Regions from separate parts of the Homo sapiens genome. Here all the other regions are linked to region 4. Evidence: chromatin contacts called from ENCODE Hi-C or POLR2A ChIA-PET data. All regions are on one chromosome and are shown on one strand. Each heading gives the region's core, a stretch centred on a gene start or an enhancer-like site at or near the end of the contact. The rest is flanking DNA. Distances are from core to core; before and after follow the strand shown. Region 1 holds the start of MYO7B-AS1 (MYO7B antisense RNA 1). Region 2 holds the start of WDR33 (WD repeat domain 33). Region 3 holds the start of SFT2D3 (SFT2 domain containing 3). Region 4 overlaps BIN1 (bridging integrator 1).

Region 1 (2,799 bases), core at 57-2,556, 540 kb after region 4:
TCTGAGGCCCCTGAGGTTCCAGTCCCACCATCGCTCACTCTTGGAGTGGTCTTCTGCCCACCACTCTATGCCTCGGTTTCATCTGTCAAAGGAGATGACCCACAAAATTCCAGCACAGCCTCTGGCCCCTGCAGAGCCCTCAGCAAATAGCCTCCCTGCCCTTACAGATGACACCACCCTCCTGGCCTTCAAGAAGGGGGACCTGTTGGTCCTCACAAAGAAGCAGGGGCTGCTGGCCTCTGAGAACTGGACCCTCGGCCAGAACGACAGGACAGGCAAGACGGGGCTGGTGCCCATGGCCTGCCTCTACACCATCCCCACGGTCACTAAGCCCTCGGCACAGCTGCTGGTAACTGGCACGCTCCCCTGTCCTCAGCCTGGGTACCCGAGGTCAGGGTGGAGCAGTCCTGGGATGCCTAGTTGGGAGGCCTAGCTCAGGGCCTGCAGCCCACCTAGCAGAGGCCAGGAGGGCCACCCGGGCAGCCCCCACCATTCCTGCGGCAAGGTGTGTGTGCAGTGCCAGCCCAGCTCTTGGTACTTAGTAGGTCCTCAATAAATGGGTGTTCCCTCCCTCTTCCATCATGGGGGTGTCCGGGGGACAAACCCAATCTTTCTCTGCCTCATTTACACTCTGACCCAGGGGGACTCAAGTCTCTCCCTGCACAAGGGAACCACCCACCCCAGCCCCCAAGACCAGCCTCTCCGGAGGCAGGAATGGCAGGCATTGCAACATGTACATACTGAGTGCTGAGTATGTGCCCTGTGCCTGTGGTACGAGTCTGGGCATAATAGCAGCTCCACCCTCAGGGCAGACATTTGGGCAGATAATGACACATGGATGGCAACTGTGCAAAGTGCCACCAAGGAGAGGAACAAATAATAGGGTGGGGAACTTACCCTGTCTGGGAAGGCATCCCCGAGGGAGGGACATTTGTGCTGAGGCCTGAAGTTGGTGGCAGACTAGGCAGGCAGGGCTGGGGTGAGAGGTGGCCCCATGGAGAAGGGGAGCTGGGGAGCTGGGGGTCTGAGAAACCCAGAGTGCCGTGGCCCCCAGAACGGGTGATGTGGGTGCCACAGCCATTGGCACTCACCCTCCCAAGGGAAAGGAGACAGGCACCAAGAGGTAGAGTCATGGTCCTGGGTCACACGGCAGGTGACAGGGGTGTGGGTAAGCCCTGGCCTGTTCAGCCCTGGGCCTGACCCCTCCCAAGTCACTGAGGCTGCCAGGCCGGGAGGAGCCTGCAGGAAGGGCCTCATGGGCGGTGGCTCCTGGGCACCCACAGGCCTGTGCCCCCTTCAGAGCTTGCTTGCCATGTCACCAGAGAAGAGGAAGCTGGCGGCTCAGGAGGGGCAGTTCACAGAGCCACGTCCTGAGGAGCCACCCAAGGAAAAGCTGCACACCCTGGAGGAGTTCTCCTATGAGTTCTTCAGGTGCCCCCCAGCCCCGCTCCGCCTCATTGCACCCCCACCTCCCAGCCCCACCTCACCTCATTGCACCCCCTGCTCCCAGCCCCGCTCCACCTCATTGCACCCACTGAGAGCTGCAGAGAGGCCACGCCACCCATGTGGAGCCTGCCTGGCCTTCCCAGGCCAGGGGAGTCAGGAGGGGCTTGCGGCAGGGTGGGGTGCTCTGGCCCTCCCACAGCCACTCAGGGGTGTCAGAGGACAGAGAAGCGTGGGACAGAGAAGGCCACAGGGCAGGCCTCACACCAGCCTCTAACCTCACAGGGCTCCAGAGAAGGACATGGTGAGCATGGCCGTGCTGCCCCTGGCCCGTGCCCGTGGCCACCTGTGGGCCTATTCCTGCGAGCCGCTGCGACAGCCGCTGCTCAAGCGAGTCCACGCCAACGTCGACCTCTGGGACATCGCCTGCCAGATCTTTGTCGATATCCTTCCCCACCAGCCTGCCTGCACCTCGTCAATGCCAGGGCAGAGGCACCCAGCACATCCTGGCCCTACAGCTGTGCTCTAGGGCAGGAGAGCCCAGGAGATCTGAGAAACCTGGAGTGGCGGGACAGAGCCCACACATGGCTCACCGCAGGGCCGGGGTCGGGGTCAGCGTCTATCCCCAGTCTGTGTCAGCGTGGGGCTGCCCCAGCACTGTGCTCCTTGACAGCCACACCCATCCTCCGGTACATGGGCGACTACCCTTCTCGGCAGGCCTGGCCCACCCTGGAGCTCACCGACCAGATCTTCACACTGGCCCTGCAGCACCCGGCCCTCCAGGACGAGGTCTACTGCCAGATCCTGAAGCAGCTGACGCACAACTCCAACAGGTCTGCTGGGGCGGCGGCCAGCCCACGCGGGCACCCTCAGTCCTCATCCCGGCCCCTGAGGCCAGACCGAGGCTCAGAGAGGACACCGCAGCTGGTGGCGGCAGAACCCCTGCCTGGGCTCCTGCCTCAGCAGTGGGAAGGGTTGGGCCCTTGGTCTGCTCTGCTGATGTCCTAGGGGTGGTCAGAGCAGGAGAGGATGGCCCTGCCCACTCCCACCCTCTGTGTGTGACCTGGCAGGCCATGACCTCTCTGAGCTTCAGTGTCGTCTTCCACAAAATGGGTGCAATGCCCACCCGCCCCCATCTTGAGGGTGTGAAAGCCCGTGGCATCGGGCAGCCTGGCACAGCTGGCATGGTGCAGCCTGGCAGGTGCCCTCCCCCTCGGGCCCTCTAGACCCCAGGCAGCTCTCACATCCGTCCCTGCTCCCCAAGGTGCCTGCCTGGCCAGGGCCCCCTGAGGGGCCTTTCCCGGCTGACAAGTGCTACCCTTCAGGCACAGCGAAGAGCGGGGCTGGCAGCTGCTG
Region 2 (2,822 bases), core at 40-2,539, 720 kb after region 4:
GTCAAGGAGACAAAAAAAGCAAAAGTATCTTACAGTAATAAAAAATGGGTAAAATGCAATTAAGGCGAGGAAATGAAAAATGCCACAAGAGGTACAACTAGCATAACTGTCACTAAAAGGTTTGAATTAAGTAGGTTTACCACTGCACCATATTCACAGGCTATATATACATACACACACACATATATACACATATATATGTATATATAGCATGCATTAGCTCTCCAGAGTGTACTAAAAAAGTAAAGTCTACGCTCCCCAGAGTTGTTCCTTTCAGTGCAGGCTTTTTGTTCATATTCTAATGTCTTCCAAAGTTCCTGAACAGTCAACTTAAGATCATGTGTGTAGAAACTACTTTAAAACATTCTTGACAGGCTTTCTACAAGTAGCCCGTATTTTTCTGATTTGATTTAAATAGATCCAATTACGGAATTCCCTACCGACCTGCCGCCGCCGCCTCCTCCTTACTCCGGAAGGGGCCACTAATCCCAAGGGTTACAACCAAGTACAAACATTCATTGTCATTTCTTTTAAGAAGGCATGCTAAGATCCTCACTACTTAGTTGCCAGAAGACAACTTAAAATCAGAAACAGGGATCTAGCACAAACCAAATAGAAATACAACTATTCCAAAAAAGCAGGGCTTTGCCTGTCAAGCTGTAGCCTCATCCTTATAATAAGCACCGATTTCAAGCCACGATAACATCACGGCTAAGTCTTCAGCTGTTTTGCAGATTTCACGTTAACTTCCCTTGACCCTTTCAACCAACTACTTCAACTCGGCCCACTTCTTTCCACTCCCGCCCCAAACCTCAGTTAAAATGCATTTCCCTCCAAACTTCACGTCTTAACTGTGGCCTGACTTACGTCTTCTCGTCGCCACCGCTCCCAGTCAGGGCCTTAGTTCTAACCATGGCCGCTTTTCCCGGTTGGCCTCCAGCCTCCAGCCCCCTCCCATAAGTCTCGAACCTGCCTCGAACAGCCGCCCCGAGGTCGATTCTCCCAGTTCCTCCAACCTGTGCCCAGGCGCCCGTCCAGGCCCCCAAAGCACGCAACGGCCGAGCCCGAAAATGGCGGAGAGTGCCGCTGCCTGCTGCAGGCGAGCAGTCCCGTGTCGCCGCCGCACTCACCGTCTGGCTTTGAGCAGAGCTCCTAAATGGCCAGCGAAGCGTTCGCCTTCAGAGCCAGAAATGTCTCTCTTGTTTGGTCTCCCCACCCCGATCCTCTCAATCCCGCTCCTCCAAAGGAGCAGCCGCCATCTTCCCCTATGGGCCACCGAACGCACGCTCTGGGGTCATCACGCACTGGCGGGACGGCGCTACGTCACGCGCGCCTGGACCGCGGGCCTCTGTGAGGTTCGATCTGCGCATGTGCCTAGGTGAGGTGCCGAGCCGCGAGACCCTGCAGAGCGCTTCCTTTGTTCCGGAGCGAGTAGGACGCGCTACCTCCTGGAGGAAAGAAGCGACTGCGTTTCGCAGTGCTGACTTTTTTTTACAGTGTGAGCTAACGTGTATGCTCTGAAAAACACCCCGTTTTCCAGTATGTGAATGAGTATATTTGTACGGGGCCAGTACGGCAGACATAGCGGGTCGTTGGACCGAGCCCACCGAGAGTGGATCTGTGGGAAGCCACTGTGGCACCTTGCTGAGTCTGTTCACCCGTGCAGCTAGCTGGTGGCAGCCCTGGCAGATCCCGGCACACAGTCAGGCTCCACGCCTTACCCGAGCCAGTTGTGCCTCTAGATTACGCCTCGCTTAAAGTCCAGCGACCAAGATAGAAAAACAGCCCCACGATGCAACCATTTTGGAAAACCGCTGCAGTTTCTGCCAAAGCTAAATGTACGCTTACCTTGTGACCCCAGAAATTTCACTTCAAGAGGAATGAGTGCATACGTCCACCAAAGGCATGTGCAAGAATGTCCATAGCACGTTTATTCGTAGTAGTAAAAAACTGGTAACCTAAATGTCCATCAGCAGTTGAGTGGCTAAATTGTGGTGTATCATACAGTGGATTTCTACAGAGAAATAGGAAGTTACGGATAAACGCAACAGCCTGAACGAATAGCAGCTACTGTTAACTTAGGCACAAAGAAGAGGACGCTGTATGATTCCATTTTGATGAGGTTCAAAATATAACTGCACAGCAAGTTGTTCTCCAGTATGAATCAGGAATCGTACCAGCCTGGGGAACATGGCGAGATCCCATCTTTGCGCGTCGGGGTGCGTTCCTGTGACCGCCTTCCTGTGATCGTTCCTGTGATGGGTACTTGGGAGACTGGGGTGGGAGGATCACTTGAGCCCAGGAGTTGGAGGGCGCAGTGAGCCAAGATCGTGCCAGTGCACTTAAGTCTTGGAAGCAGAGTAAGACCCTGTCTCAAAGAAGTCTTACTTTTGACTCCATAATCCCCTTCCAAAAATCTATTCTAAGGATAGCCTCAGAGATGTGAGTAAGATTTGTGTACTAATCTTTGAGGTATTAATGATAGCAAAAAAAAAAGGAAACAGTAGCAGACAGTGATTAAATAATGGCACATCCATACGTAGACTATCATGCAGACATTACACAGTATCTAAAGTTTTTATGATAACATCAGAAATGTTTATAAACTTCTATATTTTTTCTTTTTTTAGAGACAAGGTCTCTCACCCAGGGTGATCATAACTCACTGCAGCCTCAACCTCCCGGGCTCAAGTGATCCTCTCACCTCAGCCTCCCTAGTAGCTCAGACTAATGACCTGTACCAGGACACCCATACCCAGCTAATTTTAGTAGAGACTGTCAGGCCTCAGAGCCCAAGCTAAGCCATCATATCCCCAGTGACT
Region 3 (2,872 bases), core at 59-2,558, 610 kb after region 4:
TTTACATTCCCACCAACGGTGCACAAGGCTTCTAGTTTCTCCACATCCTTGACAGCACTTGTAACTTTCTGGTGTGTTTTTGTTTTTTTGTTTTGATTGTAGCCATCCTAATGGTTTAGCCCATGCTAAGTGATCAGGCTGGTCACTATTATTATCAAGTGAGATAACAAATCAGAATATATTTTGAAAAAGAATTGCATCTGCCAGGATCCAACCAAGAAAACAGAAAGCATTAAAAGGAACTTAATGGGGGAGATTAGTTACACACAGGGGATGGAAAGGCTGAGAAGCCAAACAGCAGGAAGCCGTTAACCTTACATCCACCTAGGGCAGAGGACAAAGGACACAGGGCCACCCAGGGGAAGCCAAGGTGGTGAGGGGAGCTGTGGAGGCAGCTGGAAGAATCTGGAGGAATCTGACCTGTGAGAGGAACCACAAGCAAACACCCTCTAGGAGGCTCTGAGAAACAGCAGGGCACGTGGGTGCGGCCTGGGAACAGATCAGGATTGACCTGCGTGCGAGCCAGCTTGTCACAGTGATGTGACGATGAGTCAGGACACCTGGGCGTGGCGCTGTCCAGAGCACGAGAGTGACACCAAACACATGGGACAGCAGCACCGAGTCTTGGACAAGGGGCGCGAAGGAGTCAAGGATGTTGCCAGGCCTGTGGCCGAAACTGAGAACAGAATAGAGAAGCAGGTTGAGGGTGCTGGGTGTCAACCCTTCCTTTATCAACCCCATGGTAAATGATCAGGATGGTCACTATTACTACAAGTGAGGTAACTAATCAGAACGCAACTTTCCCCAAAAAACCCACCTGAGTTACACAGGTCTGAACTTTTTTAAAAATTAAATTTTTATTTTGAGATCACTGTTTGTGTTCAGTTGTAAGAAACAAGAGAGATTCTGTGTACCCTTTACCCATTCCTCCATGTTGCAAAACTAGCACAATATCACCGCCACGGTAGACGCAGTGAGGCCATAAGACATTTCCGTCAGCAAAAGGGTCACTTCTTGTGCCCCTTTAGAACCACACCCACCCCTGCCTTCCAACTATTAATGCTGGCAGGACTTAGCCAGACCGCAAGGGCGCCTACTCCGAACAAGGAAGAGGGTCAGGCGCTGGGAGGGCGACTGCAAGCGGACAGGCAGCACCTGCGACCACGGTACTTGGGGACACCACAAAAGTCCGCAGAGCAGGCACCGCGGCACTTCCGCGAGCGCCGCAGGCCCTGCCCCTTTCGCCGTCGCCGACCAATTGCCGCCCGAAGACCGAACCGCTTCAGCGGAGGGCCGGAAGTGAGCCGCAGCTTTTCCTTTCTGCCACCGCCTTGTCCAAGATGGCGGACCTCCACCGCCAGCTGCAGGAGTACCTGGCGCAGGGGAAAGCTGGCGGCCCGGCGGCCGCGGAGCCGCTGCTCGCCGCGGAGAAGGCGGAGGAGCCCGGGGACCGGCCGGCGGAGGAGTGGCTGGGCCGCGCGGGCTTGCGCTGGACGTGGGCGCGGAGCCCTGCGGAGTCGGCAGCGGCCGGCCTGACGTGCCTCCCGAGCGTGACGCGCGGGCAGCGGCTGGCGGCGGGCGGCGGGTGCCTGCTGCTGGCTGCACTGTGTTTCGGCCTAGCCGCGCTCTACGCACCGGTGTTGCTGCTGCGCGCGCGCAAGTTCGCGCTGCTCTGGTCACTGGGCTCGGCGCTGGCGTTGGCGGGAAGCGCGCTGCTGCGGGGCGGCGCGGCGTGCGGACGCCTGCTGCGCTGCGAAGAAGCGCCGTCCCGGCCCGCGCTGCTCTACATGGCAGCGCTGGGCGCCACGCTGTTCGCCGCGCTGGGCCTTCGCAGCACGCTGCTCACGGTGCTGGGCGCGGGCGCGCAGGTGGCCGCGCTGCTGGCCGCGCTGGTTGGGCTGCTGCCCTGGGGCGGCGGCACCGCGCTGCGCCTCGCACTGGGTCGCCTGGGCCGCGGCGCCGGCCTCGCCAAGGTGCTGCCCGTGTGAGGACCTCGCGCCCTCGCCGCTGGGGAAGTACGCGGAGCCAGCGCCGTCGGAGACCGCGCCGGCCGAGCTGAGGACTGCACGCCGCTGTGCGGAAGCCCGTGGCGAAGGCCCTGCCCTAACAGCCTGCGAGTCTAATCCGGGAGCGGCTGCTGCCAGCGGAGGCGACAGCAGCGTTGGGAGCTCCTCGATGTCAGCTTTTTGTGCTGGACTTGGCACACGCTCTGAAAACTGAGATTTTGTCATTGAACTGGTGACAGGATGTGAGACGGTTATTAGAAGTTGCTTTCGAAGTAACTGTGGTCTTAGGTTCGGCTGAGTAAAGAAAAAGGATTTTTCTTCGAGTTAGCTGCTCTTGTGATTTTTCTCAGGCTGTTTTGTCATTTTAAAATCCAGTGGTAGATGTAGCTTAGCGACGGTAGTTTTTTGTTTTGGCTATACTAAGACTTGGAAATTATTCTCTCCAGTGTCAGCGAATCCAGAAGGGTATCAGATTAAACACCGAATTCAGCCACTGGACTTTTAAAAGTACTTAAGATGGTTTATCTCGGGTTTTTTCTTCAGTTAACAAAATCATAAATATGGTGCCTTATAACATGAAAGGAAAATTAGTTGTGTATTTCACGACGAAAGCGACGGACCAAAAGAAATTTCCTGCCCCAAGAAGCATGGGATCCAGGAAGGGGCGCGTAGATGCTTAACGGTCTCTTCGGAAATCCTGCAAATAGAAAGATAATTCTAGATCCGGAATACCTGTATCTGGTGGAAACCATGGATTTCTACAAGCTCGAATTATTCCTCATTGTATAGCCTGCTTTGTAAACTAGTTTACAATTTGCAGGCTGATCTTAAGATTTTTTTATATCTAATTGCTGCTGCCTTCATTT
Region 4 (2,877 bases), core at 1-2,500:
TGAGAGCAAAAAGTGGTGTTGGGTTTTCTCTTTTACATCCTTAACTGACAATAAAAACTTGACCAACTACGTCAGCCCCACCACAATGCTTTGATGGTCAAAAACGAAAACACAGAGAGCCCTCCCAGCCCGGCCGGCCCCTGGAGGTCCTGTCTGCATCAGAGCTGGCAGCCCAGCCCCGCCCCTGAGAAAGAAGGGGGAGGGGAAGGAAGTTGCAGGGTCTCCTCCTCCACACTCATCTCTGCAGCTGGAAGGGAAGGCTCCCGCCCCAGAGAACGAGTGTCCAGTTGACTCCAGGCCAGGAAGGCCCCCTCCCCGTCCTCTCTCTCATCCCTCCCAGGGTGCCTGAAATTCCAGCCGGTTCTGTAGATAAGCCTATGGCCTGCAGCCAGGGTGGTGCCACGTGGACCCCAGAGGAAGCCAGGGTGGGCTGCGGTGGCCTGGGGAGCCCCGAGCAGAGCACACAGCGTGAGTGGAGGCAGCAGGGGCCAGAGTCAGGCTGGGAGGGGGCTGGGGTGAGCACTCTCACAGTGGCCGGCGGGGCTGGACCAGCCAAGGGCAGTGCAGGACGGACGGCAGAGCAGGAACCGCTCATCCAAAGACCACATGTGCTCCAAATCCTGGCAGGGGAGGGAGGCGTTTCACAGTGAGGAAACCGAGAGTCCCATGTCAGTAAGCAATGAGCTAGAATCCGCACACGGCCCACCGCTACCAAGCCCTTGGATTTTATCAGCCACCCCACCACCTTCCAACCAGGAGGGCTGGAGGACCCCCTGGATCATGACTGGCTCCCCTCCCCTCGGGACCATCCCCCAAGCTGAGTCTATTCTTAGCCATCAGCAGAACCAGGTGTCCACCAGCAAACAGAGGAGTTTCTAGAAGGGCTACGCCCACCCAGACCATCATCAAGCGCCCAGCCAGCTGCCCAGGCCTCACCCTCCAGCTTCTTCCCCACCCAGCCAGCACTTAGTGGAAGAAAGGAACCTTCCACCAGACCCACCACTGTGAAGAGTCCCCACCCCGGCTCTGGGACGTGGCCTCTCGGCTGTAGGGCCTGGTGGCTGTGGTGGTCACACTGTGGGTGAGCTGGCCAGACGCAGGAGGGATCTTCTCATAACTCAGTTCCTTGAGAGGGGTGCCAAGAGCAGGACAGGCACAGAATCAGAGCCTCCCCTGCCAACGCCCACCCAAAAACGAAGGTGGCTTCCTCTTCTGCACTATCACCTCACAACAGGCATTTGAAGACTCAGCAACGTGCCCTGGTGGCAGTGTGCCTGGCCATGCTCTATGGGAAGCCAAGCAAGGTCTCTGCCCTGGAGGAGCCAGCACTCTAGGAGGGAGGCAATGTTGAAAGGTGCTGTGAGCCTCCGAACAAAAATGCAGCAGGGGGACGGGTGCGGTGGCTCACACCTGTAATCCCAGCACTTTGGGAGGCTGAGGGGGGCAAATCACCTAAGGTCAGGAGTTCCAGACCAGCCTGGGCAACATAGTGAGATCCTACCCCTACCAAAAATAGTTTTTAATTAGCTGAGTGTGATGGTGTGCACCTATAGTCCTAGCTACTGGGGAGGCTAGGGCAGGAGGATGCCTTGAGTTCAGGAGTTCAAAAAATGCAGTGATCCAGGACCGCACCACTGCACTCCAGCCAGGGCGACAGAGCAAGACCGTATCTCTTAAAAAAAAAAAAAAAGAGAGACACTGAAGGGCTGGGGGTGAGGGGAGAGGGCGGCTGCTCTTAGGAAGGAACTCAGGGAAGTGACAGCTGAGCAGAGACCTGATGAAGGAGCAAGACACCAGGCCAGGAAGGAAGAAGAAGGTAGAACTCACTGGACAGAGAACTCAGTGAGTGCAAAGGCCCTGAGGTGGACGGGAGGGATGCCACAGGACAGCAAGACCGGCGTGGCTGAGAGTGGCAGGGGGCAGGGAGGACCAGGAGGCCCTGAAACACCAGGTGCCAGGCTTCATGCTGAGCCCTTGGGCATGATTCCATAGCCTCATGGTGGACCCCTCCATAACCTCATGAAGGAAATACTATTATATTCTCACTTTGCAGGTGAGGAAACTGAGGCACTGCCTTAACAACTCCCCAGGGTCACGCAGCCAGGCCCAGGATCCCAACCCCAGGCCTGGGTCCATCGGTGAGGAGCTTTAACCACTGCACATGCGGCCTCGGCCCCCAGGACCACAGAGGCCCCTGGAAGACTCTGGCCCTTAAAACCCAGCATGGAACGTGGAACCCTGGAAAGCTCTGAGCCAAGACTTGATTTTGCAGCCTGCAAAGCTCCCAGGCTGGCGCGTGTACACACTTCAGGAGCGCAGTGGGGCAGGGTGCCTGTTCAGAAGCTGACTGCACTGACCCAGGTGGGAGGCAAGGGGACTCTGTGATCTGAGCTACTAGAGGGAAGGGGTGGTCATCACCTGAGATGGGGACACGTGTTGGGGTAACAGCTGGGGGTCACAGTGAGTTTGCAGTGCCCAGAGATGTCCAGGAGGAAGGTGCAGACACAATGGCCAGGAACCCTGGGGTGGACTGGACACACCCCACCGTCAGGTTTCTATCACACCCCGGCCCCACCCACCTGCCCCTCAGTCCCTCCCACTGCCCACTCTGGATGACCAGCTCAGGGCATCTAGTCTGGGCAGCTGGCCAGGAACCCCTTCTGGTAGGAGACACTGCTGGGGCAGAAGGTGCTGGGAGCAGGCCCAGGCTGTGCAGCCCTGGGCAAGTAAGCTCACCTCCCTGACCTGCTGGGTCTCATCACTTAGAGCCAAGAACTCCCTCAAGGGTGTTTAAAGGTGAAGTATGATCATGTAGGTAAGAGGGCCCAGCAGAGCCGCTAGCACTGGATTCCCCCCTGCTCCCCCCACCCAGGGCTG

What was found. A loop is a pair of places that touch in the nucleus more often than their neighbours do. ChIA-PET counts read pairs that join two places held with the same protein, here RNA polymerase II (POLR2A). Pooled maps may share reads with other maps.
Region 1: a loop to region 4 is called in a pooled map, with 2.6 times the contacts of the local background. The contact joins the promoter of MYO7B-AS1 here to the enhancer-like site in region 4. A Hi-C loop is called at or near these places in 1 of 168 maps with a recorded cell type or tissue (CD4-positive, alpha-beta T cell), 1 of 37 single-sample maps with no recorded cell type and 6 of 50 pooled maps. POLR2A ChIA-PET finds 5 or more read pairs at or near these places in 2 of 52 experiments (activated CD4-positive, alpha-beta T cell and activated CD4-positive, alpha-beta memory T cell).
Region 2: a map of CD8-positive, alpha-beta T cell shows a loop between it and region 4 (19-fold over the local background). The contact joins the promoter of WDR33 here to the enhancer-like site in region 4. A Hi-C loop is called at or near these places in 1 of 168 maps with a recorded cell type or tissue (CD8-positive, alpha-beta T cell), 2 of 37 single-sample maps with no recorded cell type and 7 of 50 pooled maps. POLR2A ChIA-PET finds 5 or more read pairs at or near these places in 1 of 52 experiments (activated B cell).
Region 3: a map of CD8-positive, alpha-beta T cell shows a loop between it and region 4 (4-fold over the local background). The contact joins the promoter of SFT2D3 here to the enhancer-like site in region 4. A Hi-C loop is called at or near these places in 4 of 168 maps with a recorded cell type or tissue (B cell, CD8-positive, alpha-beta T cell and naive thymus-derived CD4-positive, alpha-beta T cell), 9 of 37 single-sample maps with no recorded cell type and 12 of 50 pooled maps. POLR2A ChIA-PET finds 5 or more read pairs at or near these places in 4 of 52 experiments (Panc1, activated CD4-positive, alpha-beta memory T cell, activated naive CD8-positive, alpha-beta T cell and 1 more).

The regions. Positions count from the first base shown.
Region 1 is chr2:127,629,478-127,632,276 of GRCh38, forward strand. It overlaps MYO7B-AS1 (MYO7B antisense RNA 1), which reads right to left and starts at 1,307. Exons shown (of 3, transcript XR_923314.3): 1 at 898-1,307; 2 at 1-82. It overlaps MYO7B (myosin VIIB), which reads left to right. Exons shown (of 48, transcript NM_001393586.1): 35 at 168-349; 36 at 1,301-1,431; 37 at 1,729-1,886; 38 at 2,123-2,276; 39 at 2,769-2,799.
Region 2 is chr2:127,809,882-127,812,703 of GRCh38, forward strand. WDR33 (WD repeat domain 33) reads right to left here and starts at 1,290. Exons shown (of 22, transcript NM_018383.5): 1 at 1,131-1,290. LOC124907885 (a long non-coding RNA gene) reads left to right here and starts at 1,370. Exons shown (of 2, transcript XR_007087230.1): 1 at 1,370-2,262; 2 at 2,631-2,822. RefSeq lists enhancers at 1-272, 355-1,295, 702-781, 862-941, 962-1,251 and 1 more.
Region 3 is chr2:127,700,189-127,703,060 of GRCh38, forward strand. SFT2D3 (SFT2 domain containing 3) reads left to right here and starts at 1,309. Exons shown (of 1, transcript NM_032740.4): 1 at 1,309-2,872. The coding sequence starts at 1,341. The coding sequence ends at 1,988. It overlaps WDR33 (WD repeat domain 33), which reads right to left. Exons shown (of 22, transcript NM_018383.5): 22 at 839-2,872. RefSeq lists enhancers at 1-1,030, 25-546, 258-627, 547-1,068 and a silencer at 1,388-2,067.
Region 4 is chr2:127,087,066-127,089,942 of GRCh38, forward strand. All of the region lies in intron 1 of BIN1 (bridging integrator 1), which reads right to left. Among named protein-coding and RNA genes, the nearest start is that of BIN1, 19 kb to the right of the region's middle. RefSeq lists an enhancer at 1-486. Within about 2 kb of position 1,251, at least 2 of the 41 ENCODE cell types and tissues checked have a DNase peak (open chromatin) inside an H3K27ac peak, as active enhancers do.